Regions from separate parts of the Homo sapiens genome. Here region 2 is linked to region 1. The links are chromatin contacts, found by Hi-C in ENCODE. All regions are on one chromosome and are shown on one strand. Each heading gives the region's core, a stretch centred on a gene start or an enhancer-like site at or near the end of the contact. The rest is flanking DNA. Distances are from core to core; before and after follow the strand shown. Region 1 overlaps TEX41 (testis expressed 41). Region 2 overlaps LOC100505498 (a long non-coding RNA gene).

The links. A loop is a pair of places that touch in the nucleus more often than their neighbours do. Pooled maps may share reads with other maps.
Region 2: a loop to region 1 is called in a map of heart right ventricle, with 2.4 times the contacts of the local background. The contact joins two enhancer-like sites. A Hi-C loop is called at or near these places in 2 of 168 maps with a recorded cell type or tissue (cardiac septum and heart right ventricle) and 4 of 50 pooled maps.

What each region holds. Positions count from the first base shown.
Region 1 is chr2:144,997,674-145,000,896 of GRCh38, forward strand. The region is part of intron 3 of TEX41 (testis expressed 41); the gene reads left to right. Among named protein-coding and RNA genes, the nearest start is that of LINC01966, 120 kb to the left of the region's middle. Within about 2 kb of position 1,534, at least 4 of the 41 ENCODE cell types and tissues checked have a DNase peak (open chromatin) inside an H3K27ac peak, as active enhancers do; they include heart right ventricle, where a contact is called at or near this core.
Region 2 is chr2:145,156,874-145,159,870 of GRCh38, forward strand. All of the region lies in intron 3 of LOC100505498 (a long non-coding RNA gene), which reads left to right. Among named protein-coding and RNA genes, the nearest start is that of LINC01966, 280 kb to the left of the region's middle. Within about 2 kb of position 1,583, at least 11 of the 41 ENCODE cell types and tissues checked have a DNase peak (open chromatin) inside an H3K27ac peak, as active enhancers do; they include heart right ventricle, where a contact is called at or near this core.

The sequences.
Region 1 (3,223 bases), core at 284-2,783:
GGAAAAGTCTTTGTCTTATTTTGTGTCATATTCTCCTTCCTCCTTGTCATTAAATAAAAATCTCAATAACTGTCATTTAACTAATGGTTTATATAGGGAGCCTTCTTCTTAGAATTGCCAATAGTCAAATAGATCTTGATAGCACTTAATTTTGAGTATTTGGGTGCAAGAAGTTCCACAAATGGCTTTTCTACTCATATTTTTAAGGGTTTCCTTCTCTCTTCCAGAGACTGTTTCTTCTGCGTGAACTGTAAAAGGACCTCTTATGCTTTATCTTCAAGCCCAGCAATGAATGTAAGGTTCAGAAAATTTGACAGATATCCCCCTCCACGACTTATCTTTTAAATGAAAAATAAATTTAAGAGCAATACCAAATGATTTTGACCAAGTTTGGAAAAAAATGTACTTGTTTAGATCTGTCTTTGCTGGCAAAATGATGGAAATTTGTGGTAAATATTTGAATACCATTAAGAAAACCTAATTTGAAGATTCAGGCTCTCATTGTCTACTATATGATGTGCCTGCTCCTTGGCAGAGCATTTAAAGTGTTCCATAGCATACCACCAGGCTACTCTTCTATCTTTATCCTTGTCCATGAGACAAATGAAACTGCTTGTCATTCTCTACTTTTCCTAATTATGTTCTCTAGACCTGAAATCTTTTGCTGTCTTACCAGATCACTTTCTTTCTCACCTTTCGTTCAAAACTCTCGTATTCAACACTCTCCAAATTTTGATGACTTTTCTTTCAAGGCCTGTCTCAAATGCTATTTCCACCATAACAGTGTTTTGCTATTTTTCTTAAGGCATTTTTCATAATTTGCTACTTTAACTTTGTAAAACTCATGCTTATTCCTGTATTTGTTACTCTGCTTATTGTAGTGACTTGCACATGTCATGCAATCAGTAAATATTTTTTGAATTAAGTTGAATCACCCCTGCTGACAACTCCTATTTACGTAAGACATTGGGAAATTATTCAAATCACAGAATCATCTTGTTTGCATCGACAAAGGTAGTCTACCGGGCTCTCTCCATTATATTGCCTCATTAGGCCTCATTCACCAAACATGAGTTGAACACCTACTAATTGCAGCATGCTGTGTTGCTCTGTCCTGTAAACAGGACCACGTATAATTACATAATCATACATCAGGAAAAATATATAATTATGTGCATCTCACATATTCAAAATAACTTTCTAAAATAAAATAATTAGACTAACTTGATATCAATTAAATCTTGTCCAAATAAAGACTGAATATTCAGCTTTGTTCAATCTCTTGTGAATGCTGATAAAGAGAGTCAATCTTTCCACTTGAGAAAAACAATTATCACATATCTAACCCAGGCACTCATTTATTCAATAATTTTCTCTACCAAAATTCATACGTAAAGAAAAATGTGTTTCATCTCAGCACCTTGGTTGGTTTTCAAAGACGCTTATTAGGATTTGGTTTCACAGTCTCTGATTTTAGATAGGTCTCTTAGGATTGGTTATAAGAGCTGAAGCCTCGGAGGCAGCAAACAATTGTGGAAAATCTGTGAAGTAATGTTGTCCTTGCAACATTTTCCGGCCTACTTTTCAGGACCCATGGGATTCAGATAAGCACTAAGTGTGTGTCCAAAAAAAACCACTGAGGTTTTTAAGCCACTGTCCATCCTTAGTATAACTTTTTCATGAAAAATTAACTTAATAGAATACACTCTTTTTCCATGATTAAAAAACTTAAGAGATCAGGGACTACCTGGGCATGTGTGATCTGACAATTCACTGTTTTAATTTAAAATGTCCAGGCAGTATTGCATTCATAAAATGACCGCACTGATATGTAAGCCAAAAAGCATAAGAAGTGCATTATGGGTAAGAAGTTTATTTTTGTTATTCTTTTGAAATCTTCAGCTGGTATTAAAAACAGATCTTTTGAGCTAGAACAACAGTCGTACAGGTAGACTTCCTACTTTTGGAAAAGATCTGGTCTTTAGCTTATGGGAACCGAGCCGAAGCAGATGTGAAAAGTTCAACTAAAGGAAGAACAGATTAAATGCACTTTTGTGGTTGAAAAACCAAAACAGATGTTATTATTAAACCACAGAAACCTGGGTGCATTTAAGTAACACTAGGTGTCTGAATTTTACATTTGTATTTAAAATAATTAAGGCATTTTAAAGCCACAGAGGCTATTGTGTGCTATCAAACTCTTAATGTTCAAATCAAAAAGTTTGCATATTAAAAAACTCTCAGAAATATTGAGTGTCTGCCATTGTGTTTGTCATCATCTGAAAATGAGAAAGAAAGCATCTGACAATTAAAAACAAAACCTTTTGGTGATGTTTACATTATTTTTCAAAAGCATTTTGAAACCATTCATTTGTGTACTTTTGTTTTTTACATCTTTAGATAGCAAGCAACCCTGAAATGTCTAGATTACTGTTTTTACAATGTAAATCTTAGAGAGATTAAGTCACAGAACAGAATTAAGATGTTGCCAATATATGAATTCACAGGCCGTTGTTCCACTAACTGGAATACTTCCCTACTCATGACAGCCTCTACCATGGGATACAAAATGGTGTGGGAAAGCAAATACAAATCAAAATTGTCCCACACATTCATGCCTACACTTTGATATTTAATTTTGAATTTCTCCATAAATTTTGTTCTAATATGCCCTCTCTCTACTTCAATCCAAAGAGGTTAAAAGTCCAAATCAAAAGCTGTTGTCCTGTGAAAAATCCTGTACTAGAGAAAAGCCAACAGAGAGAGAGGGGGGGTGGAAAAAGGAAAGGTAATAGTGATTCATTTCATAGTTAGATGCCCTCAATCATTAATCTAGATATGTTCTACACACTGGGCCAAAAGGGATGCATTTAGATAAAATGGACCTTAAGGATGTAATCTTTTACCTCTATTTGGAAAAATAAGTGTTGCATAATGTGGGATGATTTATGAAAGAGCTGGGAGGATGCCAAGCTTCTATATTATGTAGTCTTTGAGTATTGGAAGTGGAAGAATTTTTATTAATTATCCATTCCCATTGGAAGAATTCTCTTTTCCACTCTGGATCTCAAATTAGGAAGGAAATGAGGGTGACTTATAAATTGTTTTGGATTTTTTTTTTTTTCAAATCACACATGCTTTTTATCTCTACATGCTCTTTTAGAAAGTTCTCTGAGATGATCCTGACTCCCACCCCTGGTTCTCGCATTCTGCCACCCCCTCC
Region 2 (2,997 bases), core at 333-2,832, 160 kb after region 1:
TAGCCTAGTAAGTAAATTATACAATCGTGGTTCATATTTGTTTGTTTCCAAGGATAAAAGAAACAAATACAGTAAGTTTGGAACGTACTAGGCCCACAGTTGATGGAGTGGCCAAATGAATAAAGGTCTGCTTCCTTCTTTTACTTATGTCTGCACTCTAGCTGAAACAAAGGGTGAATTTAAGGTAAATCACATGACTTAGTAAAGCTCCTTAGCCCTTTAAAGGCACCTTACAGATCCATGCTCTAACTTCTGGCTTGGCCCTTTTAGACTATTGCCACCTCTCACATGCCCCCTTTAAGTAGAAAAAAGAGCAAAAAAATGCCTGAGACAACTGTGAAATATTTTGCAAGATTTTAATATTAACTGAAGCAAACTTTCATTCCCTTTGTTTAGCAGCCAGCTGTAGCTGACACAAATGTATGTTGCTAGCTGTGAGCCTGCCCTGAGCATGAGATTTTATAGAAGGGTTTATTTATGGCTAATTTCTTTATCTTTATATTGAATATAATACTTGCTAGTATCTTTCAGCTTGTAATTATTTTGCTTCACATCAAAGAACAACATTAGAAATTAAAGTCCATTCACTGTCATGTATGATTCATAGCCTATGTTATAGATCTTATGAAAGAGGCTCATTTTTCTTTCTTTCCCAGACCTCCTCCCCTCTTCCCTCTGTTCCCTGCAGCCTAATACCCCCACTTCACATTGTTCAGTTCTTTGGGGATTAGTAAGATATACTAATATTTATTTATCACCAATATATAAATGTCAAGGAAAGAAACTTTTTCCTGCCCACTAGCCTGATCCATAATCCAAGGGAACCTTAGTGTCTTTGGCCTCAGCATAATCTTTTACTATGAGATTGTTTATGTTGACTTCCTGAGGCCCTTGCTGAATAAGAACAACATACTTGGTACCAAGATGTTTCACTTTCTACTCCTTAGAGTGGAATCCTATAGCACTGTGGAACTTATAAATAATTGAGTTATTTTTAAACCACTGGATGTTTTCCAGTCACTCTATTTCACACTGGATTAATTATGTAAGAAAACTGAATTGTTCCTCATCAGTGTTACAACTTTTAAAAACAACATGCTGTTTAAATTCGGGTTTGGCAACTCTGGCCTGAGCCCCCTCAAATTTATGGCACCACACCCATAACATAATAAAACCTTTAGTGGTCCTTTGTCTTTTAGCTTTCCTTCTATTTTTTCTCAAGGGTGTTTTATGCTGGAAGATGCAAAAAAAAGTTGTCCAGATGTTATTTGTATCAGAGCAGGATTTCAGTCCAGCTATCTGCGGTTGCAAATGTTTATTTTAATGGGTTATTGTGCAATCCTTGCTGTGTAGACCTTCATGGCCTTATATGCATGTTCTCAGCAATGCCAGGACATTGTTTTTTAAAATATATCATTTTAGTCCAGTTGAATGATTAGTAGTCACTAGGGGAGCAAAAAATATAACACCTGTAGAAACACAGATAATATTTTTGTCAATGCCCCTATGTTGACATTGTGCAAAACTGCCTGATTATGAAATCATGACCAATGGGCTTTAGGTAAGCAGGAGGAAGGTGTGGTCCAAGCCCTAGCAACAGCCCCAGCCCTCTGAGACTAAGTTACATGGCTGCAGTAAACATGCCAAGGGTGTCGGAAAGAAGCCCAGCTGCTGCCCCATGCAGTTTGATGGAATGAAGGAAGAGCTTAGCTAAGTCACCATGGTGTGAGCAGCAAGTTTATTTTAGCTATTACAACAAGCACAGGGCTGGGCTTATTATTCATTTTTAGAATTCTAATAAAATCTTAACTATGTTTCCTTGATACTAAAGTAAATTGTTTACTCTGTATCTAAAAACAAATATTATACCCAATGTACCAATTAGCAGTGAAGAATTTCTAGTCCTTAAAATTAATTTTGAAAAGAAATTACATCATGTAGAAATGGATTTGATTTTTAAGAAAGTGCTAAATTTTAGAGTTATTAGTTTTCTCTGAGAACTTATTTAAAATCAAAGGTTGCTTAGAGTAATCATGTAGTGGACTCATTTATTGCTGTAAAAGAAAAACCAACAAAACAACAAAAAGGCAAATTTAAAAGCCCTTAAAATTTAAACTTGCAGTTAGAAAGGATCCCTAAGAAGAAGATTATTCTAGACATTTAACATCAAGGACTAATAAAGCCTCACACTAAAAGTTTTATTAAGCATTTTTGATAGACATGGTAAGCGGATGCTAAAATATTTAGTTCAAAATACATGTTGGAGACAGTCTTTTATTAATCAGTTTTGAAGTCAATTAAATATTGGTATAGTTTTCATAGGTATAAGCAGCCCTAATAAGATTTGGTGATTCAGAAATTAGAGTTTATTATAAGGAAAAGTTTTTTTTCATATTTTAGAAACAGATTTTAGGTTATTTCATATGATATCATGTGTATGCCATTCATCATTATAATAATAGCACTGCCCTATATTTGTCTAATAGTTTATAGTATAGAAAGTATTTTAAAATTAACTCATGTCTTTATAGCATTGCATATCTTATGGTGTCATACTTTTATCACTCCCCAGAGTTAGAAATATCCTCGAACCATGCTTGTTCTTCACAGGTGTGGATACAATGCTATTTCTGTGAGATTTTCCCCCATGCACTCACATTGTTTATTGCTCCTACAGATCAAGGGCTAGAACAGAGCCAACACATAAGCTACTCATATGTTGCATTCATATTCTGAATTATAGGACTTGTGTAAACTATTAAATAATCTCTTTAATTTGTCTACTAAGATTGCATGTAAAAACAGTTAAATATGGCAAATTTGGCTAAAGAGAACACCAGAAGAGAAGAAATGCATGCTGTCGCTTTCTCTTTCTGCCTAGGAGGATCTAACTATCACTGTAGTTGAAGCCCTGTGAATGCAAATGCTTGGTGTCTTAGTTTGGGTTTCCCCAGAAGCTGAACTAGACATAAGGGCACGAGGGCAAGCAGTTTATTT